Regions from separate parts of the Homo sapiens genome. Here region 1 is linked to region 2. Evidence: chromatin loops called from intact Hi-C (ENCODE). Cell type or tissue: mammary epithelial cell. All regions are shown on one strand. Each heading gives the region's core, and the rest is flanking DNA. Links, peaks and the distances in the headings are about the cores only. Region 1 overlaps LOC105372441 (a long non-coding RNA gene). Region 2 has its middle 15 kb from the start of KLK4.

What was found. Peaks named below come from ENCODE experiments on the same cell type or tissue, not always from the same donor. Only the 100,000 strongest peaks of a DNase experiment are listed, where the experiment ranks them.
Region 1: it touches region 2 in a loop (2.0-fold over the local background); 4 of 110 quality-filtered maps call a loop at or near these places.

The regions. Positions count from the first base shown.
Region 1 is chr19:50,831,083-50,846,366 of GRCh38, forward strand. It overlaps LOC105372441 (a long non-coding RNA gene), which reads left to right. Exons shown (of 3, transcript NR_131205.1): 2 at 17-211. KLK15 (kallikrein related peptidase 15) reads right to left here and starts at 2,492. Exons shown (of 6, transcript NM_017509.4): 1 at 2,445-2,492; 2 at 368-441. The coding sequence starts at 410. RefSeq lists silencers at 4,882-5,141, 7,337-7,466, 9,338-9,525 and enhancers at 5,302-5,351, 12,811-13,333, 13,334-13,855. In mammary epithelial cell, for the core only: a CTCF peak has its summit at 7,410; no DNase peak of the experiment used is centred there; H3K4me3 peaks cover 140 bases.
Region 2 is chr19:50,887,650-50,904,387 of GRCh38, forward strand. It overlaps the pseudogene KLKP1. Among named protein-coding and RNA genes, the nearest start is that of KLK4, 15 kb to the right of the region's middle. RefSeq lists enhancers at 3,422-3,471, 3,542-3,651, 8,879-9,258, 9,289-9,418. In mammary epithelial cell, for the core only: a CTCF peak has its summit at 10,131 (motif pointing right); DNase peaks (open chromatin) are centred at 9,142, 9,712 and 10,052; H3K27ac peaks cover 909 bases; H3K27me3 peaks cover 172 bases.

The DNA.
Region 1 (15,284 bases), core at 5,229-10,228, 58 kb before region 2:
CTGTTATTGTCTCAAGTGGGTGCTGTCTTATAGAGAAGGCATTCGAAGCCCAGAGAGGTGAAGCAGTTCCCTCAAGGACACACAGCAAGGAAGCGGTTGCCCCAGGACTCAGCTCAGGTTTGTGTAACCCCAGGACCGTGTTCCTTGTCGTGGGCAGCGAGAGGCCCCAGGCAACATAGCGACTCCAGAGCAGCAGCACCAGCACCTGACGGTAAGGGCTTAGGGACATTGGCACAGGTGGAGGGTGAAGGAAGGATCTTTAGTGGTCTCTGGGTGAGGTAGGGGCTGGCAGATCACTGGGCCCAGACATGCTTGGGAAGGGGGCACCTGCTCCCACAGACCTGGCCCCCTCCTGGGGCCACCTCACCTGTGGATGCCAGCAGGAAGGAGAGAGTGAGGAGAAGCCACATTGTGGAGGAGGGACCAGGGTTCGGCTGCAGTCTGGGGAGGGAGTGAGAGAATCCAGGTGAGGCAGGACCCTTCTGCCTCCACCAGGATCCCTCCAGACACAGACTTATCCCATCCACTGTTAATAAATTTCTTCTGACCACCGGTATCCCCTTCCCCCAACCCCACTCTGCGCTTCCTTCTGGGTCCCCCATCTCTGGAAGGTTTACTCTTCCTCTAGGCACTCGGACAGACCCTGCCCCACCTCCTCCACCTGTCAGCCTCCAGCACCATGCTACCAGCCCCTGGATCTCTCTCCATCATCACCAAGGACCCCTGTCCCAACTTTTTTTTTTTTTTGAGACGGAGTCTCACTCTGTCACCCAGGCTGGAGTGCAGTGGCACAATGTCGGCTCACTGCAAGCTCCACCTCCCAGGTTCACACCATTCTCCCGCCTCAGCCTCCCGAGTAGCTGGGACTACAGGCGCCCACCACCGTGCCCGGCTAATTTTTTGGAAATTTTTTTTTTTTAAGTAGAGACAGGGTTTCACCGTGTTAGCCAGGATGGCCTCAATCTCTTGACTTCATGATCCACCCACCTCGGCCTCCCAAAGTGCTGGGATTACAGGCATGAGCCACCGCGCCTGGTCTATCTCAACCCTCTTATCTGGCCTTTTGGGTCCCCCTCCAGTCCAGTCCCCTCCACCAGCTTGCCCTCCAGCCATGACCCCAAAGGGTCTTTCTACATCTGGAGCTGGCTGTGCCCCTCCCCTGCTCACCACCCTCCATGGATCCTTGGCACCACCAGGATAAAGTCCAGCTCTTCAAATTCACTTTCTTTCTTTTTTTTTCTTTTTTTTTTTTTTTTTTGAGACGGAGTCTGGCTCTGTAGCCCAGGTTGGAGTGGAGTGGCGTGATCTCCGCTCACTGTAACCTCTGCCTTCTGGGTTCAAGAGATTCTCCTGCCTCAGCCTCCCAAGCAATTGGGATTACAGGTGTGTGCCACCACGCCCAGCTAATTTTTGTAATTTTAGTAGAGACGGAGTTTCACCATGTTGGCCAGGCTGGTCTTGAACTCCTGACCTCTAGTGATCCACCCGCCTCAGCCTCCCAAAGTGCTGGGATTACAGGCATGAGTTGCCTGGCTCCAGCCTCACTTTCAAGGACAAAAGTGGCTTCTTCCCTTCCAGCCCCTCTCCCTGGGTCTCCCATGACCTTGTCCTAGACGCAGCCAGTGCTGCCATTTTCCCTCCTGCCATTTCATGCTTAGGCTATTCCTCCCACCGCATATCCAACGCCATTCCCTTCCAGCCCCGCTTCCTCCTTGAGGCCTTCTCTGACCTCCCCTGACCCTCAGTGGTGTCTGCCTCCCCTACGAGACTGGCAGCTCCCCGAGGAGCTGGTCTGACTCCACTCTGGGTCTCCAGTACTGCAGGGCCCGACCCACGGGAGGCCTCAGGAAGCTTTGAGGGTGAATTGAAATCCTTCTTCCCCATATCTTCCAAATTCATCTTTGTCCTCTGACACTCTGCCCCCACCTCTTCTGGGAGGCCCCAACACCTAACAGGTGTCTCCCCTGAATCCCACAGCACCCATTCTGTCTCCATTACAGCGCAGATGCCCCATACTTGCTGAGGTCTGGCCTGTTCTTTTCTCCATCTGGGGGTCTTGAAGATGGGGCTCAGGTCAGGTTCTTTCTGTGACCTCAGCACTGCCCCACCTGGGGCCTGGTACACAGGAGGCCTCCGGGAGGTTGTGCTGAACTGACTTGAACCCGTGATCACTCCTGACCACGTTCTTGGCTCTGATACAAGTACTTCAGGGACGTCCTCCTGATCCACTCCATCCCCCTCCCTCCCCACCACTGCAGCTCCTTCTGGCCATTCCAGGACATTTTCTTGGTTCAGGTTCAATTTGGGGCATTGGTAAAGGACACGTGGATCTACCCATGCCCTTGACACTCAGTTCTCCAAGCGTGGTCAACGTTTCCCCTTGAAACCAGGGCACAGTGAATCTCCCCTTTGCCCCTCCCTCAGTCTTGTCTCAAAGCTCTCACCTCCTCCAGATCCTCCAGCAGCATCTAGGGCAGCTTGGGTGCCAGAAGGGAGCAGGTACCAGGATGCCTGAATTTATAAGCTCCCAGTCCCAGCTGGGTCTGGGGGTGTGGTGGTGTAGGGTGGGGTGGGAGGTGGCTGAGAGTCAGGTTTACAGGCAGAGACGCCTTGGTTGCTGGTGGGGTGGGAGACTTGGCCTAATGAGCATTTATTAGGTTGAAGCTGTTGTCTGAGTCCACAAAGAGGAATTCTCCACCAGGAGCAGTTCCTCAAGGGGGAGGGGACAGGAGGACAAAAACAGAAATTAGGAGGAGATCAAAAGACAGAGTCTGGAATTTGGGGTCTGGAGTGTGGAAACTGGATCCTAAAGTCCCTGTTCTTGGGCTTGGGGCAGAGTTCTGGATCCCGGGTTCTGGATCCGGATCTGGTTCTGGATCTGGGTCTTGGATTCTGGATTTGAGGATCTTGAGTTGGAGATTAATGACCTGCAGTCTGGAATATGGATTTCAAAGTCTGAGTTCTTGGGCTGGGGGTCTGGAATCTGGATCCTGGAGTCGGGCCTTTGAGTGACAGATCGTGAACCTTGATTCTGGATCCCGGGGCATTCGAATCTAGAACCCACAATAGGAGCCTGGAATCTGGTGTTTGGAATCTGGCAATCGAGGCTGGAAACCTTTGCACCTGCTATGAGAAGCCTGGGGCCTAGACTACAAATGGTAGATTTGGGATTTTGAATTGTGGGGTCTGGATTCTTTTTTTTTTTTTTTCTGAGATGAAGTTTCGCTCTTGTCACCCAGGCTGGAGTGCAATAGCGTGATCTCAGATCACTGCAACCTCCACTTCCTGGGCTCAATAGATTCTCCTGCCTCAGCCTCCTGAGTAGCTGGGATTACAGGCGACCACCACCACGCCCAGCTAATTTTTATATTTTTAGTAGAGACAGGGTTTCACCATGTTGGCCAGGCTGGTGTCGAACTCCTCATCTCAAGTGATCCACCTGACTCAGCCTCCTAAAGTGCTGGGATTACAGGCGTGAGACACCATGCCAGGCTTGGGGTCTGGATTCTACAGGGTGGATCTAGCCTCTGAGCTTTCAGGAGTAGACTTTGGAACATACAGTCTGGAGTTTCAAATCTGTTTTTGCATTGAAAACCTGGACTGTGGCTGGGCCCAGTGACTCATGCCTTTGGGAGGCTGAGGTAGGAGGATTGCTGGAACTGAAGGGTTTGAGACCAGCCTGGGCAACACAGCAATACCTCATCTCTATGAAAAATCTAAATAAATAAATAAATAAGTAAATAAATTTTTAAAAGGCTGAATTGAGAGACAGGGACCTGGCTTTCACGATTCTGAGATTGCTAGAATCTTGACTCTAGAGTCTGAATTTAGAGTCTGGGAACCCAGGGTCTCTATTCTGGTCCTGTAGTCTTATTTCTGGGTTCTAGAGCTTGAAATCTGGATTCTGCATCCCAGAGGCTGGAGATGATCACTGAGATGACCCAAGGCTTTGGGTATTTGAGGCTGGCTTCCAATGTCTCAGAACCCCAGAGGGCCCCAAGCAATTATCTAGAGTCTATTTTGGCTTAATTAATGAGGAGGTCCCAAGACAGGAGGGACTGACCTCACTCAGGTCACCCAGTGAAGGATGGGACCTGTTGTAAGCGTGGTCTCTCCCCATGTGTGGAAAGTCATCATCTTTATGGGAAGGATTCAGCCATTCTAGAACTACAGGCCCCTGGAATTTCTAGAATATCAGACTTTCAGATTCTAAAAGCACAGGCCCTAAGACATTCTGGCAGTGGAGGACACTCTGGAAGGTAAGATTTTAGAATAGCCTAGAACCACAGAGCTCCAAACACTCTAGAACCTTCGAACATCGGGCACTCTGGAGTCCCCAGAAACCTCATGCATTCTAGAACGTCGGGTCTCCAGACATTCTACAAGCCCAGACCGGCAGACATAATAGATCCCCAGGTTGGAAGCTATTCTAGAACTCCTATGTCCCTTTGCCTCCCTCCCCACAAATTGATGCTCAAAGTCTGCGGGCCTCACCCTGGGCCACCGCTTCAGCTGAGCAGCCCTGTTTATGGAATGCGGCTGCAGGCCACTCCTCCGTGCCAAGTGCTCTCTTTGTAGGATCTCACTCCGGCTCCCGGCAGCCCTGTGAGGTGTTTATATTAATAACCTTATGGCTTCCTGCTGAATACGGAGGAAACTGAGGCCCAGACAGGAGGCAGCACAAGCAAGGTTCCTGCAGAAGCGAGAGGCCACGCGGGAGAGGAATCAGTGTTCCGACTCCGGAACGCCCGGTGGGCCCTTTCGCCGCCACCCCTGCAGCCGCCTCCCTCTGTTGGGGCGCGGTGGTGACGAGGGAAAGGAGCCGAGCCCCTGGGACTTCCTCGGTGCCAGGTCTGTGCTGAGCGCTTCCCGTCACGATCGCACGTGCTCCTCCTCCTAACCAGCCTAGGCAGGTACTGATGAAGCACCCCTGATACAGACGGGGACACTGAGGGCGCTCCCGCCGCGCCGAACCCAGGCGCGCACCCGGTCTGCGCTCGGCTCCCTGGAGGGCGCGCAGCCAGCGGCTCCCGCAGCCCCGCCCCCACGCGGTGACGTCGGCGCCCCGTCCCCGCCCACTGTGTCTGGCTCAGGCTCGCGCGATCGATGTCCTCCTGGACGTGTCCGCGGACGTCCTTCACCTCCACCGCGGCCTGGGTCCCGCCCACCGCGGCCTGAGTCTCACTTTTGCCCGGCTCCTCCTCCTGAGAACGTTCCCTGGGAGTTTTTCATCAACTCCCGTGGTTCATCCACCAACCACGCAGGTCTCCTCCATCTGACCCTGAACTCCGGCTTGGGCAGCCACCTGCTCCTGGGCGCCCCCTGCACCACTGTCCCTAGGCCCCTCTCACTTACCGAGTCCCAACTCATTGCTCTATTTCCCCAAACCCTCCTTCCCTGTTCTTCCACGTTCTTCATCTCAGGGGCAGCGTCACCGACCACCCAGTTATTCGGCCAGACGCCCTTGGCACTGACCTTGCCCCATCTCTCCCCTTATCCCCTACAGCCCATCGGTCCCCAGCCTTGTCCCTTCGGCCCCTGCCTCTCTCTGCCCCGTCCCCTCCTCTCTGTCCCCTTGGCCTGGCTCCAGCTCAGACGTCCTCCTCTCTCTCTGGACCCTCGCTCCTCCTGTCCGGGAGGACAGCCTCCTGTCGGTCACCACGTGGCCCTAGAGGGTCTCTCTGCACTTGGAGATCACCCCGCCCCTCCCCTGCTCACAGCCTTCCCTTGCAGCTCCCCATCACCCCTGGGCAAGGTCCCGGCTTCTCGGTCTGCAGTTTTAAGCCCTTTGAGATTCCCCAGCAGGAAAAAGCCTCCCCTCAAACCCCCTTCTCAGGGGGCCTGCAGACTGCCCACCTCCGGAGCGGGACTGGACTCGTGGTGCCCGAAGGGCCTCCCCATGAGGTGCTGGCCCTCTTCTAACTTAGTCTCACCACGGCCTCCGTTCCTTCTGGAACCAGACAAGCTGCTGTTTCAGGGCGCTGGGTCTGGATCCAGACAGCATGGGTGCAGATCTCTGTTCCACTACTTACTATTTTGGGAGACCCTGGTAAGAGTTTTTTCTTCTCTGTGTCTCAGTTTCTTATCCTTAAAATCAGAGGATCCCCTCGTAGAGTTTTTCGAGGAGTAACGACTTAGTTTGTGTTAGGAGCTCAGAGCATATAGTAAATTATGACGATTCATTCATTTAACACATGAGCAGACGGGAGTGCGGGGGTCACTGGTGAAGGTCACCCAGGCTGCAGAAGTGGAATCAAGAGAATGGTTCTCGGGGTCCTGGTGCCCCTTGTGAGAAGCATCAGCTCTCTGGGTGTCAGGTGCTCATCTGCGAAGGGGTCTTCCGTTGCGGTGGGGTGGAAATGGGAGGGACCTCACAGGGGTTGGATGAGGTCATACCCATGGAGCAGGTGTGCGAATCATAAAATCAGGCTGAGGCTTGCAAGACCGGTTAACACGGCACGTGATTCAGATGTAGCCGCTGGAGCCAGGTGGCCCGGGTTTGAGTTCTGCCTCTGTCCCATAATACTGTGCACCCTCAGGCAAGTCACTTAGCCTCTCTGTGCCTCAGCTGCCTCAACTATAAAGTGGGGGTAATAATTGCTCCTCCCTCTTCTGTGGGAGTGTTTTGAGGTGTTCATTCTTGAAATCTGTGCCCGGCACTGAGTGAGTGCTGGGCCATTATCAGTCTGTCCTATTACCCTTGGGAACTGAAAGCTGGGGAGGGATGGTTATGTGGGGTCTTTCTCAGATGACACAGTTGGGTAGCAGCAGATTTGGCACTGGAAGAAGCCACTGTGCTTTTTGTTTTGTTTTGTTTTCTGTTTTTTGTTTTTTTTTTTTTTTGAGACGGAGTCTCGCTCTTGTTGTCCAGGCTGGAGTGCAATGGCATGATCTTGGCTCACTGCAACCTCCGCCTCCTGGGTTCAAGCGATTCTCCTGCCTCAGCCTCCTGAGTAGCTGGGATTACAGGCACCCACCAGCACAGCCGGCTAATTTTTGTATTTTTAGTAGAGTTGGGGTTTCACAGTGTTGGCCAGGCTGGTCTTGAACTCCTGACCTCAAGTGATCCACCTGCCTTGGCCTCCCAAAGTGTTAGGATTACAGGCGTGAGCCACCGCGCCCAGCCAGAAGCCACTGTTTTGATCTCCCAGATGTGGTATCTTTTTCTGAATCCCTGTGACCCCTTTATCAAGACCCCTGTTTTACAGATGGGGGAACTGAGGCCCAGGGAGAGGAAATGGAGGTGTGAGACCCTGGTATGAGAGTGTGACGTCAAGCAAAGAGAATGTCACACGCAGACGAGTTCTTCTCTGAGACTTTATTTCCTGGGCTGTGCTGGGGGAAGCTGGAGGGGAGGAGGCAGAAAAACCCACATCTTCTCTTCTTTTGTCCTGGGAGGGCCTTACCGATAGGTGGCATCAATTGTGCGTTTGTTCATAGCAGTTTTACTCCTGGGTCTGAGGGAGGAGGGGCTGGGGGCCTGGACTCCTGGGTCTGAGGAGGGAGAGGCTGGTGCCTGGACTCCTGGGTCTGAGAAAGGAGAGGCTGGGGGCCGGGACTCCTGGGACTGAGGGACGGGTGGCTGGTGTCCAGGACTCCTGGGTCTCAAGGAAGAAGGGCTGGGGGGTCTGAGGGAGGAGGGGGCTGGGGACTCAGACTCTTGGGTCCAAGGGAGGAGCGGCTGGGGTCTGGACTCCTGGGTCTGAGGGAGGTGGGACTGAGGGCCCGGACTCCTGGGTTTGAGGGAGAAAGGCCTGGGGGATCTGAGGGAGGAGGGGCTAGGGTCTGAACTCCTGAGTCTGAGGGAGGTGGGGCTGAGGGCCTGCACTCCTGGGTCTGAGAGAGGAGGGGCTGGGGGGTCTGAGGGAGGAGGAGGCTGGGGGGTTTGAGGGAGGTAGGGCTGGAGTCTGGACTCCTGGGTCTGAGGGAGGAGGGGCTGGGGGCCCGCACTCCTGGGTCTGAGGGAGCTGGGGCTGGGGAGGTCTGAGAGAGGTGGGGCTGGGGGGTTTAAGGGAGGTGGGGCTGGAGTCTGGACTCCTGGGTCTGAGGGAGGAGGAGGCTAGGGACCCGGACTCCTGGGTCGGTGGGAGGAGGGGCTGGGGCATCTTAGGGAGGTGGGGCTGGGGCCTGGACTCCTGGGTCCTGCACTCTGGGGCTGGGAGAGAAAGGCCTGCCCTGCCTGCGTCTCCCTCTCTGTGTTCCACCCCCACCCATAGACCTCTTCGCTAGAGTCCTGAGCCCCCAGCCCACTTTCCAGCTCCCTCCTCTTCCCTTTCTGGAAGCTTCCCTTCTGCGTTTGTTCATAGGAGGTTTGCTCTTGGGTCTGAGGGAGGAGGGGCTGGGGTCCTGAGCTCCTGGGTCTAAAGGAGGAGGGGCTGGGGAGTCTGAGGGAGGAGGGAGGTGGAGGCCCAGACTCCTGGGTCTGAGGGAGGAGAAGCTGGTGCCTGGACTCCTGGGTCTGAGAGAGGAGAGGCTGGGATCTGGGACTCCTGGGTCTGAGGGAGGAGGGGCTGGGGTCCTGGACTCCTGGGTCTGAAGGAGGAGGGGCTGGGGGGTCTGAGGGAGGAGGGAGCTGGGGAGACGTGTGTCTTCTCCCTCCCGTGACTCCTGCTCACTTTCCCCATGTCTGTGTTTCTGCTCCCCTCTCCCCGTGATCCTGTCAGCTTCTTTTAGTTTTTATTTTTTAGAGTTGGGGTCTTGCTCTGTTGCCCAGGCTGGAGTGCAATGGTGCAATCATAGCTCACTGCTACCTCAAACTCCTGGGTTTAAGCGATCCTCTGGTATCAGCCTCCCGAGTAGCTGGGACTACAAGTGTGTGCCACCATACCTGGCTAATTTTTACGTTTTGTTTTTTTTTTTGTGGAGATGGGGTCTTGATATGTTGCCCAGGCTGAGATTGTAAAAAGTCATCATGGAACACCCCACCTCCCAGTGCAGGAAAGCTGGCTGTGGTATTGCCAAGAATGATGTTTATTGCAGCACTATTCCCAATAGCTAAGATTTAGAGACAACCTAAGTGTCCATCAACAAATGAATGGATACAGAAAATGTGGTACATATACACAGTGGAACACTATTCAGCCATCAGAAAGAATGAGAGCCTGTCATTTGCAACATGGATGGAACTGGAGGTTATGATGTTAAGTGCAATAAGTCAGGCACAGAAGATAAACTTCACAGGTTCTCATTTATTTTTGGGAGCTAAAAATTGAAACAATTAGCCGGGCACTCACACCTGTAATCCCAGCACTTTGGGAGGCTGAAGCAGGTGGATCACCTGAGGTAAGGAGTTCAAGACCAGCCTGGCCAACATGGTGAAACCCTGTCTCCACTAAAAATACAAGAATTAGCCAGGCGCAGTGGCGCGTGCCTGTATTCCCAGCTACTTGGAAGGCTGAGACACAGAAGTGCTTGAACCTGGGAGGAGGGGGTTGTGGTGAGCCAAGACCTCTCCAGTGCACTCCAGCGACCTGGGAGACAGAGCGAGACTCCATCTCCAGAAGCCTGGAGAAATAGGGACAAAAAACAAAAACAAAACCAACTGAGTTAATGGAGATAGACAGTAGAAGCATAGTTATCAGAGGCTGGGGAGGGTGAGGGTATGTGGGTAGTGGGGAAGTGCGGATGGTTAATGGGTACGAGGAAATAGAATAAGATCTAGTATTCGATAGCACAACAGGGTGACTGTGGTCAATAATAATTTAATTGTACATTTAAAAACAACAAAAAGAATATAATTAGATTGTTTGTAACACAAAGGGTGAATGCTTGAGGTAATGGATACCCCATTTACCCTCATGTGATTATTACACATTATATGCCTATATTAAAATATCTCATGTACCCCATAAATATATCCACCTGCTATGTACCCACAACAATTACAAATTAGCAAAAAAAGAATAATGTGGCTCTTGCCAGGTTTCAGCTCCACCCTTGCTGTGTGTGTGGCGCGTTGCGTCCCCAGGTCCCTCTCAGTGGTCCGTGGAGAGCATTACCACCTGTCACTGTCTACTATCTCAGGGCAGACCCTCTCTCCTCTCTCTTCCTCCATCTCTGCACCCCACAAATAAAGTGGCAACCCCCCCGATGTGTGTCTTTGCAGAACCTGAATGTGATGAGATTGCCAGAAAATGCCAGTGTGCCCCTGGATGGGTGGAGGAGGGTGGGGCGGGTGGAGGGGACAACTTTGCCCCATTGGGGAACCACTGGGCTATACCTGTCACTGAAGCTTCCTTTCTCCCCTGCACCTGACTCCACACCTCAGGACGCAGGTCAGGAGGGCTGGGGGATGCTCTAGCCTTGGCCAGGTGGGCCTGGAGATGATTGTTCACTGCAGGAGCATTCACCTTTTTAGATGGGTGCTTCCTGTCTAGAGAAGGAGACACGGGGAGCTGGAAAGAGAAGCCTGCAGAAATAGGGACCGGGCAAAAACAAAGGAGGGTGGAGTCGGGGAGTGTAGAAGAGATAAAGTAAGGACTGGAGTGAGGAAGAGGCATCAAAAGAGGGAGGGAATGGTGAAGGCAGAAAACCGTGAGAAACGGGGAGTGAGAAGATAGCATGAGAAAGACAGGATCAAGTCAGGCGTGGTGGCTCACGCCGGTAATCCCAGCACTTTGGGAGGCTGAGGCGGGCGGATCATTTGAGGTCAGGAGTTTGAGACCAGCCTAGCCAACATTGTCTCTACTAAAAATACAAAAATTAGCCAGGTGTGGTGGTGTGTGTCTGTAATCCCAGCTACTCAAGAGGCTGAGGCAGGAGAATCGCTTGAACCCATGGTGGGGTGGAGGTTGCAGTGAGCCGAGATCGCACCACTGTACTCCAGCCTGGGTGACAGAGTGAGACTCTGTCTCAAAAACAAACAAACAAGCAAACAAAAAAACCAGGTAAACTGAGGCTGGGTTTTGTATCCCAGACCAAATGCCTGCACTTTGAATGCCTGGTTGGGAAGCCTGAGATTATCCTGTAGGGAAGCATCGAGAGCATGAACTGAATGGTGTTAGGAGACAATTATCCATGGCTCTCTTACCTTTCTGCCTGTCTCCTGAAAAAGGTATTAGCCACTTTTGAGTTCCAGATTGTCTTTTTATGGATGTTTCTCTAGAGCATCAGAGCATGTTTGTTCACTGTCTTAGATAATAAAGATAATGTCCTTCCATAATGATTTATTTATTGGCTAGGATAGTAAATACAACATGTCCTTCCGGGGCAGGTGGATCAGCAGTCCGACATAACAAAGATAATATCTCTCCGAGTTTCAAAGTCAAGCAGATTTCCTTGCATCTCCCTTATAAGATTGAAGATTTGTAAATACATGTAAACAGAGGTTCCCCAGCATTGACGCAAACCACTGTGTGCGCAGCATCTGCCTGAGCCACTCTGATCATCCCTGTAGGACCTGGGGGGCAAGGTGAGCCCATGTGAACATGAATCTCATGCTGCCGGCTGTGCCATGAGTAATAAAGTCCTTTGTCTCTGACCCGGAGTTGTTGTGTGTTCTGCCAATAGTTTCACTGGATACAAAATTCTTGGCTGATAATTGTTTTGTATAAGGAGGCTAAAGACAGGACCACAATCCCTTCTAGGTTGTAGGGTTTTTGCTGAGAAATCTGCTGTCAATCTAATAGGTTTTCCTTTATAGGTTACCTGATGCTCCTTCATCTTGACTTTAGATAACCTGATGACTATGTGCCTAGGGGGGTCATCTTTTTTTTGTTTTGTTTTGTTTTGAGATGGAGTCTCACTCTGTTGCCCAGGCTGGAGTGCAGTGGTGCGATTTCGGCTCACTGCAACGTCCGCCTCCCGGGTTCAAGAGACTCTTCCGCCTCAGCCTCCCGAGTAGCTGGGATTACAGGTGCGTGCCACCACACCCGGCTACTTTTTTATATTTTTAGTAGAGAAGGGGTTTCACTGTGTTAGCCAGGATGGCCTCGATCTCCTGACCTTGTGATTGGCCTGCCTAAGTCTCTTAAAGTTCTGGGATTACAGGCGTGAACGACTACGCCCGACCAGTGGTCATCTTTTTGCAATGAATTTCCCAGGCGTTCTTTGAGCTTCTCATGTTTGGATATCTAGATCTCTAGCAAGGCCAAGGAAGATTATTCCCCTCAAATATGTTTTCCAAACTTTTAGATTTATCTTCTTCCTTGGGAACATGAATTATTCTTAGGTTGGTTGTTTAACATAATCCCAAACTTCTTGGAGGTCTTGTTCATTTTTTAAAAATACTTTTTTCTTTGTCTTTGTTGGATTGGGTTAATCCAAAAGTCTTGTCTTTGGGCTCTTAAGTTCTTTCTTCTACTTGTTTGATTCTATTGCTGAGACTTTCCAGTGTATTTTGCATTTCTCTAAGTGTGTCCTTCATTTCCAGAAATTGTAATTGTTTTTGATTTACGCTATTTCTCTGGAGATTTTTCTGTCCATATCCGGTAACACTTTTTAAAATTTCTTTAAGTTGGTATTCACCTTTCTCTGGTGCCTTCTTGAGTAGCTTAGTAATTGATCTTCTGATTTTTTTTTTTTCTGGCAATTTCAGAGATTTCTTTTTGGTTTGGATCCATTGTTGGTGAGCTGGTGTGATCTTTTTGGCGTGTTAAATAACCTTGTTTTGTCGTATTACCAGAATTGGTTTTCTGGTTCCTTCTCCTTTGTAGACTATGTCAGAAGGAAGATCTGGGTCTCAAGGGCTGCTCAGATTCTGGATTTAGCTACCCAGTGGAGCGTCTGCGCTCTGGGCTGGTACTGGGGGGTGTCTGCAAAGAGTCCTGTGATGTGATTCATCTTCAGGTCTCTTAGCTGTGGATATCAGCACCTGCTCCGTTGGAGGTAACAGAGGAGTAAAGTAGACTCGCTGGGGTTCCTTGGTTGTATTATTTTTTAGTGCGCTGGTTTTGTGTTGGTTGGCCTCCAGCCAGGAGACGGCACTTTCAAGACAGCATCAGCTGCAGTAGTACAGGGAGGAAAACAGCTTGCCCTAGGGTTACCTGGATAAGTATTCAGGTTTCTCAGGTGGAGGATGGGGCCAGATAGCTTCCAAGAGAGTATGTCCTTCGTCTTTGGCTACTAGGGCAGGTAGAGGAACACCATCAGGTGGGGGCAGGGTTAGGGGTGTCTGAGTTCAGACTCTCCTTGGGTAAGGGTCGCTGTGGCTGCTGTGTGGGGGTGGGGTGTGGTTCTCAGGCCAATGAGGTTATGTTCCCAGGGGAATTATGGCTGCCTCTACTGCATCATGTGGGTCACCAGGGAAGTGGGAGAAAGCCAGCAGTTTCAGGGCTCACCCAGCTCCCATGCAGCCCAAAAAGCTGGTCTCATTCCCACTGTGTGCATCCCCAATCAATGCACAGTTTGTTTGCAGGCAGCAGGTGCGCAGGGCTGGGAACTCGCCCCAGGCTACAAGCCTCCCTGCTGAGAAAGCAAGCAGGGCTTTCAGGTTTCGTGCCTCCCCACCTGCTGCAGCTTCTGTGCTCATGTCTGCACTCACAGTTCACCCCCTCCCCTGAGTTCTGTCCAGGAAACTTCGTGTTCAGTTGAAATTGTTGCAAAGTTCAGCTGGAAGCTTCCTTCTCCCTGTAGTCTTTCCCCAATTCCGTTGGCAGCCCTCCCCAAGGACCCCTGTGAGATGAAGTCAGAAATGGCTTCCCTGGGGACCAACAGTACCCTCAGGGCTCTTCCTGCTGCTTTCTCTACCCCCCGTATTTCATTCAGCTCTCTAAGTTCATCTCGGCTCCAGGTAAGGTCAAATCCTTCTCCCATGATCTGGACCTTCAGATTCCCCAGTGAGGATGTGTGTGCAGGGGCGGATGATCCCCCCTTCACACTTTTCACACTTTGAGCACTCACAGTTTTTCAGCTGTCTCCTGGAGCCTGCAGCAGCAATGTGCTTCCTTCAAAGGGTCTGTGGGTTCTCTTGGCTTTCCTGGTATGTTCCTGCAGTAGTTCTTGGAGCAAAAATTCAAGACGTGAGTCTCCACATGCTGCTCTGTCCATCTGAGTGGGAGCTGCAAGTTAGTCCTGCTTCCTAGCCACCATTTTCTCCCCACATTAGCTTTTTGACTTTTCTTTATATATATATATATATATATATATATATATATATATATATATATATATATGTTTGTTTTTTTTAATTATACTTTAAGTTCTAGGGTACATGTGCACAACGTGCAGGTTTGTTACATATGTATACATGTGCCATGTTGGTGTGCTGCACCCATTAACTCGTCATTTACATTAGTTATATCTCCTAATGCTATCCCTCCCCCCACTTGACTTTTCTTTTTTATTAATTGCCTGTTCATATGCTTTGTCCATTTTTTTAGGGGTTGCTCTCTTGTTCATGTCAGAAGTTTCTTGTGCCTTCTAAATGGTGATCTCTTTTTGGTTTTGAACATTGTATAAGTCATCTTTTATAAATAGAAATTCTGAATTCTTATACAAGTTTCTGGATGACAGTGCCCTCTAAGCAAAAATTCTAAATTTTCCTATAATGAAGTACATCCAAATTTTGGTCTATGATTTGTGCTTCTGAAGTTGTGTCAAGAAGCCTTTTCTTTGTGTTAGATAACAAAGGTTATCTCTCATATTTTCTAGCCTCTCTAACCCTCTCTGTTTGTCCATCTGTTTCTGTATCTCATCCCATCTATATAGCTATTCATTAATTTCTCATTTAACTGATATTTGCTAGTTGTCACAACTGTGACTTGATGAAGATAACATAAACTCATAATAATATCCCTCAATAAGAAAAGGAACGATAAACTAGTGTCATTAGCTTATAAACCGTGTTAGATTAATTGGTGGATCAGAACACTTGAAATGTCCTGAAATCTTTCAGCTGACATTTGAAAGAAACTTACTATTATTTCTCCCCAAATTGGGCAAGAATCCTAGACAAATCATATGAAATTTAAATAAATAAAAGCTTTGAAGCTGAAAGAAATGTTTCTAAAGGATTAATAATGAAAAACAGATTTTGATCAAATATGATAAAAATGAAATTATTTTTCTTCCCCTAGAAAATGAGATTACAGGCCGGGTGTGGTGGCTTACACTTGTAATCCTAGCACTTTGGGAGGCCAAGGTGAGCGGATCATGAGGTCAGTAGTTCAAGATCAGCCTGGCCAACATGGTGAAACCCCGTTTCTGCTAAAAAAAAAAATACAAAAATTAGCCAGGTGTGGTGGCATGCGCCTGTAGTCCCAGCTGCTCGGGAGACTGAGGCAGAAGAATTGCTTGAACCCGGGAGGCAGAGGTTGCAGTAAGCCAAGATCGCACCACTGCACTCC
Region 2 (16,738 bases), core at 7,146-12,145:
GGGGAAATGCCCAACTGTTATTCCTGTGGGGCACAGACACCCCTCCCCAGACCCCAGGTCCCCACTCACCGGGTGATGCAGTGAGCAGTAGTGAGCACCCAGTGAGGATGCAGCAGGACGTCCTTGCACTGGAAGTTGCCGAAATGGTACAACCCTGCCAGGGTTGGGAAAGCTTCTCACACTCCCAGCCTCCCACAGTCTGGGACTGGATGGCAATCACAGCATCTGCAGAGGGAGTGCTGGGTCAGGGAGGGCAGGCTTGGCAGGAGGGCCCAGGGACTGGGCTAAGAGAGGGAGCTGGGCTGTGGGTTTGAAGGGGGCAGAGGACCAGGGCTGGGGATCCAGGGACACAGGAGGGCCTGAGATTCTGGACCATTCCTTGGGGTTTGGGTTGGTGGCTGTTCCTGGTGGGGAGACTTTGCTCTGAGAGCAGGGCAAACCCCAGGGATTAGGGTAGGAGACATGAGATTGCCTGGAGCAGGCATTGGGTTGGGAGCAAAGTATGTGGGGTGATTTGGGGTCTTGTCTAGGAGGCTGTGGTGGGGAGATGAAGGACAGAGTGCTTGTGGGTTTATGAGCTTCTTGAGTCTGGGATGTCCTGCTCCTATGGACAGGGGACATTTTCCCAAGTTAGCAGTTTTTTCAGCCAAATTACCTAATATGATGCTACACCCAGATCAGGGTGGCAGGAGAAGAGTCAGGAATGGGGACCTAGGGACAGACACCTGATCCAGTCCCCAAGGCTTCTCCTCTTCCTGGTCAGCACTCTCTGAAGACAGTGGGTCTCTTCTCTACTGGTTCCATGTCTCTGCCATTAGCTCAGATTCCATCTTCTTGTCCTTGTCTTTCCGTCTCCATCTCTGTCTGTCTCTTTGCATGTGTATATTTGTGTGTGTGTATCTTATTTTTTTTCTGTTTCTCTAAAAATCCTGTCTGAGAGAAACTTTACTAGTTGTTCTAGAGGAAGGAAGTCTTAAGGATGAGCTTTCTGAATTAGTTCTGGCATTTCTAGTGTTTGGAATTGGTTCTGTAATGCGAATAAATTAAAGGCACCACAACTCTATTTTCAGTAATACAAACAGAAATAAAAGTCCGTGGTGTAATGTGGCAATAGAGATATGCAAAATAACACCACTGGATATTCCGAATCAAATAAAGGAGAAATGACCAGGGTGATCATGTATATGACACTTTAGAATATTTTTTAAAGTAACAAGCATAATGAAATTGGATGATTGCTTCTAGTTGTGTTGGCAAAAGTGGAAAAAGAAAAGAATGAGCACAGGACTTTAAATTTCCAGATCTCAGACTGAAGAAATAATCTAAAGTTGCTATGTCTATGATGTTGAAAGAAACCTTTATCTCCTGTAGCCACAGAGCTGAGATTTCTGAAAATCAAACCTAGAATCTTATTGTGTGAGTGGCTGAATTACAGTGCTAATTAAATCCTCAGCATGCATGCTGTCTGCCATTAAAGTGAAGGCATAATTGAAAGGGTAGGGATCCCAAAAGTTGGAATGAAGACATGTGGGAAGACTCTGATTATGGTCAGGAGACTGGGGAAAGGGTCTAGTTAGAGGATGTGGCCTGAGGCTTTAAAAATGAAGATCCAGGGGACAGATAGAATGTGGCCAGTGTCTGGCAGGATGTGGGGCACTTGGCATCTATCCTGGTGCCTGAGGAAGCAGTGAACTCTCCCAAGAGGGAGAACCCAAGAGGAAGAGCATGTTGGGGAGGAGGAGAGACAAATGGCGAAAGGAAATTTATTATGCCAAAGGTGGGATGAATTTGTATCTGGAAGGATCCAGCTAGAGCCAAGAAGGTTCAGCTTCAGCTTGGCTTACACTATCCCCAGAAAAGTTCAACTCAGCCTTGTTCCCTCTTCTGTTATTTTGCTGTGCCCAGCTGGGGCCCCTCCTAACTCCAAGGGCCAAGAAAGTTCAACTTCAGCTTGGCTTACACTGCCCTCAAAAAAGTTCAACCTAGCCTTGGTCCCTCTTCTGTCATGTGGCTGTGCCCAGCTGGGGCCCCTCCTACCTCCCACCCTTCCATCTCCAGCTGGACAGGTGCAGCCTTAGTGCCCAACTGTTTGTCAAAAACTCTGAAGGGGCTGATATTTTGCCAACTGGCAAACAAATAAGTTAGCCTGCCACAGTTTTATGGATACTGGCAGAACACACTGGATTCTGGATCAAAGGCAAAGGACTTTATTACTCACAGCACAGAAGACAGCATGAGCTTTGTGTTCACATCAGTTCGCCTTGACCCTAAGTCCCACAGGAATGATCAGAGAAGTTTAGGAGGATCCTGTGACACGATGCTTTGACCCACAGCTGAGAAACCTGAGCTTAGGAATCCTGAATCGTATGAAGGGACTATTAATATTTGTCCGAGAGGGAGACACATTCTTCGTTATCCCGACCACAAACAGACCTGCTCTGGAGGAACATACTATATTTATTGTACTGAACACTAAACAAATCTGCTTTAAGGGACACATTATTACACTGGTCGGTAAGCAAAGCTGTTTTGTTGAAAATACCATTTGCAAGATGGCTTGCTAGCCAAACATCCTTGATAGTCCAAAGCAATTTTTTTTTCACTTTGAAGCCATGTAGAAACATGAGAGGCCCATGGAGAATTTTCTCTCAGAATCATAATTTAAATTCTCTAACCTTCCCTGCAAAACAAACTTATACTTTCTTCCTTATACCCCTTGTCTGCCACATCTGTTACCCTAGCCTCACCAGTGTGCCAGGCCCAGTTCCCAAAGATGGCAGGAAAAATATGGGGATCTGATCTGGATGTGCCCTATTGTTGCTGTCTGTTTATGTGTGGATTTGACTTTGAGGGGACATATCCACGTTTCCCAGTGTAGAGGCTCAGGGTCTTCTGACTGTGAAAAGTCCTTGTTTGGTACTTGTGCGTAGTGCAGTTCTGTGTGCGTGTGTGTGTGTTGTGTGTGTGTGTATGTGCATGCACATGTGTATGTGGTGGGTGTGCAAGGCCCTGCTGTCCACTACCTGCCCACACATGTGAGCCATGTCCCCATATGGGAAAACTGATGAGTAACCTTCAACACCAAGTGTCTGACTTGGGGGGTGATCTAGAGACAGATAAATCTTTCCTGTCCCAGCTGCCTGTGTCTCCAGAATATGTCTTTCCCCATAAATGCCCAACTCTGTGTCTGGGAGTAGCCAGGAATCTAACCTATGAAGCTGTATTTGAATGTCTGGCCCTTGGGGTTGGTGTCTGCAACTCTGAATCACCACTAAGTGGTTTTATGGATGAATCACAGTATTAGCTTTGACTAACTTTATCTGGGTCTGCACATATGTCTGATTTTGGCTATATTTGTTTTCAAAATCTGAACGTGCACACGTATGTACCATAACTAAGTCATGTGTCCTTGATTAAAATAACTGATATTTATTACTATGCATTACAGTTACTGTGTGCCAGGCATTATCATGCACACCCACACACAGGCATACACACAAAGACACATTTTTCTATTTAAGTCTTAAGGAAACCCCCATGAACAAATGAGGAAATGGAAAGACATTGAGGTCAAATAATTTTCTCAAAGATTCAGAAATAATATGTTTGATCCCAGGTGGTCATACTTTTGGATACAACCACCATACTATAGACCCATGTCTGTGAATTGCTTTTGGAGGGGCTACTCAGGATATGTCCCCTCAAAGTCAAACCCAACACTGCATATCAGTGTCTCTCTCCTGTGTACCTTTACTAAGGCCCCCACCTTGTACGTTCAGACCTTGTGTGCAAGTGTGTGCAACTGGAACACTGGGTATCCAGACCTACAGTGGAGTGTAGATTTTGGTCCAAGCTTCTATGTCCAAAGCTCTGTGTGTGTGTGTGTGTGCGCGTGTGTGCGCGTGTGTATGCACACATACACCTATGTCTTTTTTTTTTGAGACAGAGTTTTGCTCTTGTTGCCCAGGCTGAAGTGCAATGGCATGATCTTGGCTCAAGTCAACCTCTGCCTCCCTGGTTCAAGCTATTCTCCTGTGTCAGCCTCCCGAGTAGCTGGGATTACAGGCATGTGCCACCATGCCTGGCTAATTTTGTATTTTTAGTAGAGAAGGGGTTTCTCCATGTTGGTCAGGCTGGTCTTGAACTCCCAATCTGAGGTCATCCACCCACGTTGGCCTCCCAAAGTACTGGCATTACAGGCGTGAGCCACTGTGCCTAGCCACACCCATGTCTTAACTGTCCACACTTACATACAAATATCAATGTCCATATAGTGACCCTCGAAGCTGAGATCTATTTATATGTTACGTGAAGGTAAGCTGTAAATGCTGTACCTACCAATACCTAAGTTTGAAAGTCTGGTTGTGCATATATGTAGGTCCACAATCTAGTATGGCCACATCTGTGCCCTTGTATGACCCTGAGTTTGGCCGAGATACCCAAACTCTGGGACCAAATTTGTGTGTCATACATACTGAGTGTCACATCCATTTAATATCTGTGACAGATGAATGAGCCTGAATGACTGGCTCCAAGTGACCACTTGTCTGAACTCACTGTATCCAGTGACCTTATCTTCATCCCCAACCACAGAGAACTTCTTGCCCTCTGGTCTTTTCCCCTTTCTCTCTCTTTTGGGAACCTATAACACATGAGATGGGTGGTGGGAACAAAAAAGGATACAGTTCCAGGGAAAAGAGGCAAAAGTTTTTTAAAGCTAGAGAGAAAACAGTATTTTAAAAACATATCAGAGGCTCCTGGAGAAACTGAGGGGAAGGCATAAGTGAAGAATATGTAGGTAGATAAGGGCACAGTCAGGGAATAGGAGGTGAGAAGGACCCTGTCCTCATGGATCCTCTACTCCCATCCCAGAGGCCTAGGACGGTGACTAGGTCCTGGGAACTGAGGAGTGTATGCTCTGCTCCCAATCTTGGCAAGTGATTTTCTTTGAATGTGGACATTTTAACTGTGGTCCTTCATGCACTGTCCCCCGCTGTGAGCTCTCTGAGGCCCACTACCAAACCTGGTAAGAAGGCAGGGGTCAGGGTCCTGAAAAACGTGGCTGGGAGTAGGAACCCATGGGTTCTGTACCTGGAGTTGGAGAAGGCTGAAAGCCGGGAGTCCAAGGTCTTGGAGAAGGAAAATGTTGGGATTCTGGACTCCTGTATTTTAATGGGTTGGGGAGAGAGTCCTTGACTCCTCTGAGGACAAAAGTACTGGAGCTTGGGGACTACAGCCCAATGGGTGTGTGCCCACACATTGGAACTCTTAGCTATCTGAGAGGCAGGAGTAGGGGCCATTGGTACCAGGGCCTCAGGAGGTGGTAAGTGGAATTTCAGATTATCACAGGGCTTGGGGATCCCAGATTGCTAACATTTGGGTCTTTCTGTCTACTCCACACTCAGCTTGTGGGTAACCACTGGCCTGCTAGCTCCCTATAGTTGCTGGGCCAGCAGGAGCCCGACGAGCAGGAACTGCGCAAGCGCGCTGGTTCTAAACAGCTGAAGGGCGTTTGGCGCATCTTCTGACATCATCAGCACTATGAGGATCCCGGCGCACCACTATGGCGTCACTTCGGCGCAACTAGCCCACCATCACCCGTGCGCCTCTCCAGTCACATGTATCACATGGCACTGCCCACGTCTGCCCCCTTGTGGGTGTGTCCAACATGGTGGCTGACTTAGGCTTTGTGTCCATAGGGAGGAGCCTAGGACCACAGGGAGGCTTGGGTCACAAGATGCTTGAGAAAAGCCAGATGTGTCCAGTCTATGAAACCTGAAATACATGGCTTTTGGGAAGAGGGGCAGGGTCCTGAATGTATGGGTCCTTCTCAAGTTCACGGTCTTCCCTGGTGGGTCTCCTTGATAATTGTATTGTGCCAACATCAGCATAATTTCAGACACATCTGGTAACATGGACTACCCAGGGCACCTGATGGACACCTTAGTGTGTGCATGTTTGGAGGGCGGAGGCGCAAATGATCCTAAAATCTTGATCTTGGTTACTAATGTTGTTGGCTGTTCCCCTAAACTGCACATCCAGGGCAAATGTTGATTTGTTGCATCCTAGACCCTGCCCTCAGCTACACCCCTGTCTCCACCACAATCCATCCCAACACCATCCTCATCCCTAACTTTGTCACCATCTCCTGCCCTTGAGAGCTGATGAAAAGGAACGCCCAGAAAATGGAACTTACGGCCAGGCGCGGTGGCTCACGCCTGTAATTCCAGAACTTTGGGAGGCCAAGGCGGGTGGATCACCTGAGGTCAGGAGTTCAAGACCAGCCTGGCCAACATAGTGAAACCCCGTATCTACTAAAAATACAAAAATTAGCTGGGCATGGTGGTGCGCGCCTGTACTCCCAGCTTCCTGGGGAGGCTGAGGCTGGAGAATCACTTGAACCCAGGAGGCGGAGGTTGCAGTGAGCTGAGATCACGTCACTGCACTCCAGCCTGGGCAACAGAGGGAGACTCTGTCAAAAAAAAAAAAAAAAAAAAAAAAAAAAAAAAAAAAAAAGGAAAGAAAACAGGGGATGTGTGCAGAAAACCAGGAGATATAGAGTCAAGAAGCATCAGAAAAAAGGTCAAAACAAAAGGTCAAAAAGGGCCCCCGCCAACAACAACAAAAAAGAAAATGGAAGTCACCTGCCAACATTACCTAGTTACCCAGAGGCTGAGCTGGGATTCACACCCAGGGCTGACTAGGTCTTTCTCCTGCATCTCCTCCCCTTTTCTTGGAACACCTACGTCTCTCAGGTTATCCTTTCCTTCCGAAGCTTCCACAGTTGGCTCAAACCCAGGGTTCTGAGATAACCTAGTCTCCCTGACTCCATGGAGGCTCTGCTTCTCATTCAGACCTAGCAAAATCATCTAAAGCTCACTCCACCAATATTGAGCTCCTAGCCAGACCTTACACCAAGGTAAGCCCTGGCCCATGCTCAAGCCCCACCCCTCCTAAAGTCTTATCCCTGCTCAAGCCCTGCCCCTAGCCCAAGCCCTTTCCTCTGTGCAAGCTTCTGACCAAGGCGCTGCCCTCTGCTCAAGCCCCACCCCTTATCAGGCTCCACCCATCCCAAAGCCGTAATCCTGCTCAACCCCACCCCTGCTCAACTCCACCTGTGCCCCAGGCCCTTTGCACAAAAATTAGCTGGGCATGATGGTGCACACCTGTAATCACAGCTACTCTGGTGGCTGAGGCAGGAGAATCGCTTGAACCCAGGATGTGAAAGTTGCAGTGAACCGAGAGCATCATCTCTGACCAAGGCTCTGCCCTCTTCTTAAGCCCCATCATGCATAAGGCCCCATCCCTGCTAGCCTGCCACCCCTGGCCTGGGACTCTCCTTCACTCAAACTCTCCTCCAGCCAGCGCTTGCCTCTTAGCTGGCGCTCTGCCCCAGACCCACCCAGCACTCACTTCTGGAGGCAGTGTGCAGCCGACAGCACCCACTGTGGATGCTCTAAGATGCCCCAGCGTCTTAAAGTTTTCCACTGACGGTGCTGGCTGCCTGCCAGGGCTGCAAGTGCAGACTGTATTCCTGTTGCCACCAATGAGGACTTTGCTGGCACTGGAGAAAGTGCTTGGGAATGGAGTCTGGGATCCTTCAGGGGGAATCACAGCTCCTGGGGATGGAATCAGGACACAAAGTGGAGGGGTTCAGAGTCGAGGGTCAGGGTTAGGATTAGGAAGGTGTGGGTTGTATTGAGGGGTGTGATGGTTAATATCAAGCATCAACTTGATTGGATTGAAGGATGGAAAGTACTGTTCCCTGGGGGTGTCTGTGAGGGTGTTGCCAAAGGAGATTAAGATTTTACTTAGTGGACTGGGAAAGGCAGACCCACCCTCAATCTGGGTGGGCACCATCTAATCAGCTGCCAGCGTGGCCAGAATAAAAGCAGGCAGAAGAACGTGGAAAGACTAGACTGGTTTAGCCTCCCAACTTACACGTTTTCCCCTGCTGGATGCTTCCTGACCTCGACATTGGAATCCAAGTTCTTCAGCTTTGGGACTTGGACTGGCATCTTTGCTCCTCAGCTTGCCGACAGCCTATTGTGAGACCTCACCTTGTGATCATGTGAGTCGCTTATCCTTAATAAACTCCCCTTTTTATATACATCAATCCTATGAGTTCTGCCCCTCTAGAGAATCCTGACTAATACAGGGGGGAAAACATGGGCAGGGTATCCAGGTCTGCTTTTTGGGCTGGGGCATGATGAGGCTAAAGGACATGTCAGTTCTTTTTTTTTTTTTTTTTTTTTTTTGGAGACAGAGTCTTGCTCTGTCACCCAGGCTGGAGTGCAGTGGCGTGATCTCGGCTCACTGCAAGCTCCGCCTCCCGGGTTCACGCCATTCTCCTGCCTCAGCCTCCTGAGTAGCTGGGACTACAGGCGCCTGCCACCATGCCTGATGCCTGGCTAAGTTTTTGTATTTTTAATAGAGATGGGATTTCACCATGTTAGCCAGGATGGTCTCCATCTCCTGACCTTATGATCCACCCGCCTTGGCCTCCCAAAGTGCTGGGATTACAGGCTTGAGCCACCGTGCCCAGCCAGGACATGTCCGTTCTAAACTCCAGGCCCCTGGTCTGTCCCTCCGATACCTCCTCTTACACCATCCTCAGACACACAGTTTCTTTTCTTTTCTTTTCTTTTCTTTTCTTTTCTTTGAGATGGAGTCTCACTCTGTCGCCCAGGCTGGAGTGTGGTGGCGCAGTCCTGGCTCACTGCAACCTCTACCTCCTGGGTTCAAGCGATTCTCCTGCTTCAGCCTCCTGAGTAGCTGGGACTACAGGTGCCTGCCATCGCACCCAGCTAATTTTTTGTATTTTTAGTAGAGACAGGGCTTCACTGTGTTAGCCAGGATTGTCTCGCTCTCCTGACCTCATGATCCACCCACCTCAGCCTCCCTAAGTGCTGGGATTACAGGGTCTCCCAGCTAATAAATGGCAGGGCAGGGCTTTGAACCCAGGCAGGGCAACTCCACAGCCTATTTCCTTAACCACTGTCCCATAAGGCCTCCCAAGGCCCCAGTGAGCAGGGCATGACTAAACATGCAGCTACATGTCAGAACCCTGGAGTCAGGCTCAGGGACACAGGACCAGGTGACAGGCACAGGACACAACCTCCCATGTGACATCACGCTTGGCTACACACACTCTTGCAAAGCTGCAGGGTGACTCATACAATGTGGTCACACCATGATACACACAGCACATGACACTGAACCAGATAGGTACAACCACAAAGATCCAGTCACATGGTAAATTACAGTGATATCATAATCCAGAAACAGCCTCGGATGAATGGAAATGCCTATTCACCCCAATACACAAAAATCACACAAGTACAGCCACACAAGCACCCCCATACACACGTCATACGGGCATGTAAACTTAGAAGCAACCCTGTCTGCTTGAAGACGGTGACACTTTGGGACATACACATCACACACGCAAAGCCATGGACCAAATTGTGTCCCCCCCTCTCCAGACTTATATGTCAAAGTGCTAAGCCCCAAGATAGTGGCATTTGGGGCTGGGACCCTTGGGAGGTGAGGAGGGTTAGCTGAGGTTGTGAGGGTGGGGCCTTCATGATGAAATTAAGTGCCCTAATATGAAGAGGAAAAGAGGGAGAGAGAATTGAAACCTGCTAAACCTCAGACTTGGACTTTCCGGTCTCCAGAATGGTGAGAAATAAATTTCTGTTGTGGAAGCCACCTGTCTGTGTTATGTTGTTATGGGAGCCAGAGAAGACTAAGACACACACACTTACACCACTCTCCCACCACACACACACAACACACACACCTGTGACATTGTGGACGACATATCCCAGGAGCCTGGTGCAGGGGGTTTCTGCTGTGGTCATCAGGTTGGCACCTGGTGGGGAGGGGATTCTGGGATTCTTTAGCCGTCTCCCTTCTCCACCCTCCCACAGAATCTCTGGGCAGCAACAGCCATAAGGGATCCTCTCCACCTTAGGCGGTGAGACCCTGAAACCATAACCTAGGGCAGAATTTCTCAACCTGGCCGCTACTGACACTTCTGATTGAATCATTCTTTGTTGTGGGCACTGCCCTGTGTGCTGTAGGATATTACGCAGCATCCCTGCCCTCTGCCCACTAGATGCCAGTAGCACCCTCCTTGCCAAGTCATAGCAACCAAAAATGTCCCACTGTCCAGTGGTCTCTGGGAGAAGTCAGTGTTAGCAACATCTGGAATGAGAGGGAGTGATGGGGAGCTGGAGAGATGGAAACTCAGAGTGCAAGAAAGGCAAAGAAAGTCAGTGACAGAAACAGAGAAAGTTAGATAGGGATAGAGACACAGAGACACTGATACAGAGACACCAAGATGGAGGCTGGGGGAGACAGAGTCAGAAAGCTAGGATGGGGAAGATGGAAACACAGGCACAAAGAGTTCTCAGGGTCAGTGAGTCTGAAAGGTATGGAGACGGAAATACAGGTGTTGACAGCAGACACAGCCTACAGCCTCTGTGCCCAGGCATTGTTCTAAGCACTTGACATGCAGTAATTCACTTTCATAGGAACCTTACCTGGAAGATTTGATTATTAGCCCCATTTCACAGAGTTAAGTATCAGAGAGGTTAAGTAACTTGCCGAAGGTCACACAGCTATCAGCAGTTTATTCCATTTTTACTGCTGAATAGGATTCCATTGTATGGATGCACCATGGTTTATCTGTCCACTCGCCAGTTTATGGAACGTCTGTCACTGCTTTAACACTGCAAACTTCCCTCTCCCCAATCTTCCTTATTATTTAACTTATTATATATGATTTGTACTAATTTACAATATTATGTTAACACATATAAATGTATATCTAATTTGTTATTTATTTTATTGGATGTATTTTCTATTGTTTGTATCTTTCAGCTACAACAAGAACAAGGATCTTTGCCAGTTTTGTTCACTGGTTTATCCAAAGCCCCTAAAACCCTGCCTAGCACATAGTAGGTACCTGATAAGTACTTACTGAATAAATGAGAATGAATGGATGGCCACAAACTCTTTCTATCACTGTATTTCTCAGTTGAGCTTCTCGGTCAGGGTACTGCCTCTCTGGCTGTTTCTGTCTTTGAGACAGACAACTAACACACACACACTCTCTCTCTCTGTTTATATCTGTCTCTCTGTGGCTGACACTCTCTCCATCACTTTTTCCTGTCTCTTTCAGTAGATCTCTCACTGGAGAGATCTCTTAGTCTCTAGAGGGTGGTTGGGGTCTTGTCAGGGGTCTGGGGTTGGGAATCTAGAGCAGAGGAATGGAGTTTGGAGGCTGGGTCTGAGGTCTGGAGTCAACCTCCAGAATCTCCAGTTTGTGCTGTGGAATCTAGAGCTTGGAATCTGAATTCTGGGATTTTGGGGTTTGGAGTGAAGCATCTGGAATCTAGACGAGACATCAGCAAACTATTTCTGTAGAAGTCCAGAAAGTAATTATGTTAGGCTTTGTGGGCCAGACAGTCTGTGCTGTAATTGCTCATTTCTGCTGTCCCAGCATAAAAGCAGTCATAGACAACACAAGAAGGAATTAATGTATGTTCCAACAAAATGTTATTTACAAAAACACACAGCAGCTGGATTTGGCCTGCAGGGGTGATTTGTTTACTTCTGATTAAACTGGAACCTGGAAAATGGAATCCAGAAATGGAAGTCTTGGTTCTAGAGTCCAAAGACTGGTCTGATATCTAGAGCTTGGACCACAAGTCTGATCTCCAGGAAGATGAAGCTCAAAGTCTAGAATCTGAATTTGGTGACTGAGGTCCTCATTTTGGAGTTAAGATTTTTTTATGTAGATCACAAGAGACTGTCACTTCATTGCAGTACAGTTTAGCCCTGAAATTGGGGTTTAGCCAAGGAGGGTTCTTGGCTTCACTTAGGAAAGGATTCAAGGGTGCTGGTAGTGTGAGACAGCAATTTTCGTTGAATGGTGCTGCTCCTTGCGAAGCAGGGCTAACTCATAGGCAATGTGCCCAGAGTCAGCCACCTATGGGCTCTTGGCAACTATATTTATACTCATGTAAATCCACTTTCAATTACATGCAAATTAAGTAATGGGTCAATGTAAATTGAGGGGTCATTTATTTAGAACTTTCTAGGAAAAGAGCAGTAACTTCCAGGTCATTGGCATGGAAAGGAGCAGTAACTTCCGGGTCACTGCCATGGAAAGGGGAGGTAACTTCTGGGTCATTGCCATGGAAAGGGGAAGTAACTTTCAGGTCATTGCCATGACAGTTTATAAATGCCATGACACTGGTGAGGGTGTTCTATACCAATGAGCAATGAGAGCAGATAGGGATCACTTTTGTCTTCATCTGGTCATTCCTGCTGGTTTTTTTTTTTTTTTTTTTTTTTTTTTTTTTTTTAAGATGGAGTCTTGCTCTGTCGCCCAGGCTGGAGTGCAGTGGCACAATCTCGGCTCACTGCGAGCTCCACCTCCCGGGTTTACACCATTCTCCTGCCTCAGCCTCCCGAGTAGCTGGGACTACAGGCGCCTGCCACCACGCCTGGCTAATTTTTTGTTTTTTAGTAGAGATGGAGTTTCACCGTGTTAGCTAGGATGGTCTCGATCTCCTGACCTCGTGATCTACCTGCCTCGGCTTCCCAAAGTGCTGGGATTACAGGCGTGAGCCACCACACCCAGCCTTTTTTTTTGTTTTTTTGTTTTTTTTGAATTTTATCCTGCCTGGACTTGTTTTGGTCAGCAGGGTTGTGACCAGAAAACAAGTCCTGCCAGTCTCCTACCTGACCTTTATAAAACATTGTCTGGATAATCATGAAAAGTCGTTTGGTCTAGTTGTCAGTATAACACAGAGAGAGAGGTCTTCCCTTCCTACCACTGGGGACTCCTGCCTGCTCCCTGTGACTCAACATGTTTCTACCCAACTAACTGAGGTCTGGCATCGTCCTATGGAGTTGACCTGAACTGTCTGTCTTTTCTTCAGAGCAAGGAGTGCCGCAGGGGCCCAGGTGTCACCATTTTGTTATTATAGGCAACCCCTCCAGGCTGCTTGTAGAACCATCTAAGGCAAAATTACTGATCAAGTTCATGTCTATCCAGGTAAACCTGAGATGAGTAAAATGACCTGTCCATCCATTCACTAAGGTCTTATGAACTGTCCACTCATCCCCTGAGGTCCTATGAATGTTTTTTTCTTTTAGAGACAGGGTCTTGCTCTGTCACCCAGGCTGGTGTGAGCATAGCTCACTGGAGCCAAGAACTCCTAGGCTCAAGCAGTTCTCCTGCCTCAGCCTCCTGAGTAGCTGAGGCTATAGGTGCACACCACCACACCCAGCTAATTTAAAAAAAATTGTAGACATGGAGTCTTGCTATATTGCCCAGGCTGGTCTCAAACTCCTGGCCTCAAGCAATCCTCTTGCCTCAGCCTCCAAAGTGCTGCAATGCCTGGTGCCTGTGAATTTTTTTTTTTTTTTGAGACAAAGTCTTACTCTGTTGCCCAGGCTGGAGTGCAGTGGTGCCATCTTGGCTCACTGCAACCTCCACTTCCTGGGTTCAAGTGATTCTCCTGCCTCAGCCTCTCTAGTAGCTGGGATTACAGGCACGTACCACCAGGTCTGGCTAATTTTTGTTTTTTTAATAGAGACAGGGTTTCGCCATGTTGGCCAGACTGGTCTTGAACTCCTGACCTCAGGTGAACCGCCTGCCTCGGCCTCCCAAAGTGGGCTAGGTTTAGATTTCTATATGTAGAAATTGTATAGATAGGTTAATAGTGTTATGGAAATTTATGTCCTCATTCTTTTTTATTGTGGTAAAGTACACAAAATATAAAATTTACAATTAGTGGCATTTAGGACACTCACGATGTACAACCCTACCAGTATTAATCCAGAACATTTTTATTACCCCAAAAGGAAGCCTTGTACACATTAGCAATCACTCCCCACTCCCCCCGAGCCCCAGCTCCTGGCAATTGCTAATCTGCTTTCTGTCTCTATGGATTTGCCTATTCTGTATTTCATATAAATAGAAGCATAATTCAGCCACAAGAGATGGAATGGAATAATTCAGCCTTTTGTGGCTGAATTATTTCACTTAGCATCATGTTTTCAAAGTTCATCCATGTTTAGTATTTCATTCCTTTTTGTGACTGAATATTCATTGTATGAATATGCCAGAAATTACTTATCCAATTTACTAGTTTTACCTGTTGGATTGATTGTTTCCAGTTAGATGCTGTTATAAAAAAAAAAGCTTCCATGAACATATATATAGGCGCACATATATAGAGTCTAAATCATTATATATATCCTATATATTGCAGATATGCATAAGTTTCTTTAGTGCGTATACTCAGGAGTGAAATTTCTGGGCATTAGATATGCATATCTTGGCCAGGTGTGGTGGTTCATGCCTGTAATCCTAGCACTTTGGGAGGCCGAGGCAAGCAGATCACCTGAGGTCAGGAGTTCAAGGCCAGCCTGGCCAACATGGTGAAACCCTGTCTCTATTAAAAATACAAAAAATTAGCCAGGTGTGGTGGCAGATGCCTGTAATCCCAGCTACTCAGGAGGCTGAGGTATGAGAATCGCTTGAACCAGGGAGGCAGAGGTTGCAGTGAGCCGAGATCGTGCAACTGCAATCCAGCCTGGGCAACAAGAGCGAAATTCCGTTTCAAAAAAAAAAAAAAAAAAAAGATATGCATATCTTTACCATTTCTACTTGAGGTCATGGAAATATCCTCCTAAATTATGTCCTAAAAGTTACATTGTCTTGCCTTAATCAGGTCTAATCTACTTGGAACTGATTTCCGTGTGTGGTGTAAGGTAGGAGTTCAATGCCATTTTTTTTCCATACTGATACCCAATTTTCCCAGCAATACCTACTGAAAAGACATTTTCTCCACTGCTTTGCAGTGTGATTTCTGTTTCACATAAAGTGCCTATAAATGCATAGGTCTGCTTCTGGCTCTGGGTTCTATTCTATTGGTATGTTTGTCTATGTCTGTGCTAATATCACACTTCTCGTGATAAGTTACAAGTAGAAAAGGCTACCCTCCTTGCTTTTCTTTGGAAGTGTGCTGGCTGACCTTTGCCCTTGCCCTTTCTTCTTCATAAATTTTAGAAACAGTCTGTCAGGCTCCAGAAAAATCCTGCTGAGATTTTGGTTTGGAATACATTGAATTTTAAAATAAATTTGGAGATATTTCTCCTCTTTACAACATTGAGTTTTCCCCTCCGTGCACATGGAACAATATATCTCTCCATTTATTTTGGTCTTTCTTTTCTTTCTCCCCTCCCCTCCCCTCCCCTCCCCTCCCCTCCCTTCCCCTCCCCTACCCTCCCTTCCCCTCCCCTTCCCTTCTCTTCTTTCGAGATGGAGTCTTGCTCTGTTGCCCAGGCTGGAGTGCAGTGGTGCGATCTCAGCTCACTACAATTGTCGCCTCCCGGGTTCAAGGGATTCTCCTGTCTCAGCCTCCTGAGCAGCTGGGATTACAGGCGTGAACTGCTGCGCCTGGCCTTTGGTCTTCTTTAATATCTCTCTATGGTATTGGATATCTTTGAAGACTTATTTTTAGGGTCTTCATGGATTTTACATTTTTTGATTTTTTAAAATTTTGTGGCAGTTACATAGAAATGCAGTTGATTTTTTATTCATTTGCTTCCAACAATCTTGCTAAATGATATGATTATTTCTATAATTATTTATTGATTATTTGGGACTTTCTGCATTCACAATCATATCAACTAAAATGTTTTATTATTATTTTTTTGAGACAGAGTCTTGCTCTGTTGCCCAGGCTGGAGTGCAATGGCGTGATCTTGGCTCACTGCAACCTCCGCCTCCCAGGTTCATGTGATTCTCCTGCCTCAGCCTCCAGAGTAGCTGGGATTACAGGCACATGCCACCATGCCCAGCTAATTTTTGTATTTTTAGTAGAGACGGGGTTTCACCATGTTGGTCAGGCTGGTCTCAAACTCCTGACCTCAGGTGATCTGCCCACCTCGGCCTACCAAAGTGCTGGGATTACAGGTGTGAGCCACCACGCCCGGCCAGCTCTTTTTCTTCTATAATTATGTGCTTATGGCTGCATGTTTCTCTCCGAGCACTGTAGTAGGCATACGCAATACATGTGTATACATCTGGTATTTTCCTTAGCATTTAATTCCAAATATTTTCTAATTTCCATTATATCTCTTGTTTGAACTCTGGGTTCTTTAGAGGTGTTCTTTTAAAATCAAAACGCACAGTCCTAGATGAGATAACTCAGAAACAGCCAGTCAAATACCACATGTTCTGTCTTATAAATGGGAGCTAAACAGTGGGTACAGACAGGCATAGAGTGAAATAATAGACACTGGAGACTCCGAAAGGTGGAAGCATGAGAGGGGGTGAGGCGAAGGAGGAAAATGACCTGTTGGGCACAGTGCACACTACTTGGGTGATGGGTACAGTAAAAAGCCCAGAGTTCACCACCACACAACATATCCCTGTAAGAAACCTGCACTTGCGGGCGGGGCGCGGTGGCTCACGCCTGTAATCCCAGCACTTTGGGAGGCTGAGGTGGGAGGATCGCCTGAGGTCAGGAGATCGAGACCATCCTGGCTAACACGGTGAAACCCCGTCTCTACCAAAAATACAAAAAATTAGCCGGGCGAGGTGGCGGGCGCCTGTAGTCCCAGCTACTCGCGAGGCTGAGGCAGGAGAATGGCGTAAACCCGGGGGGCGGAGCCTGCAGTGAGCGGAGATCGTGCCACTGCACTCCAG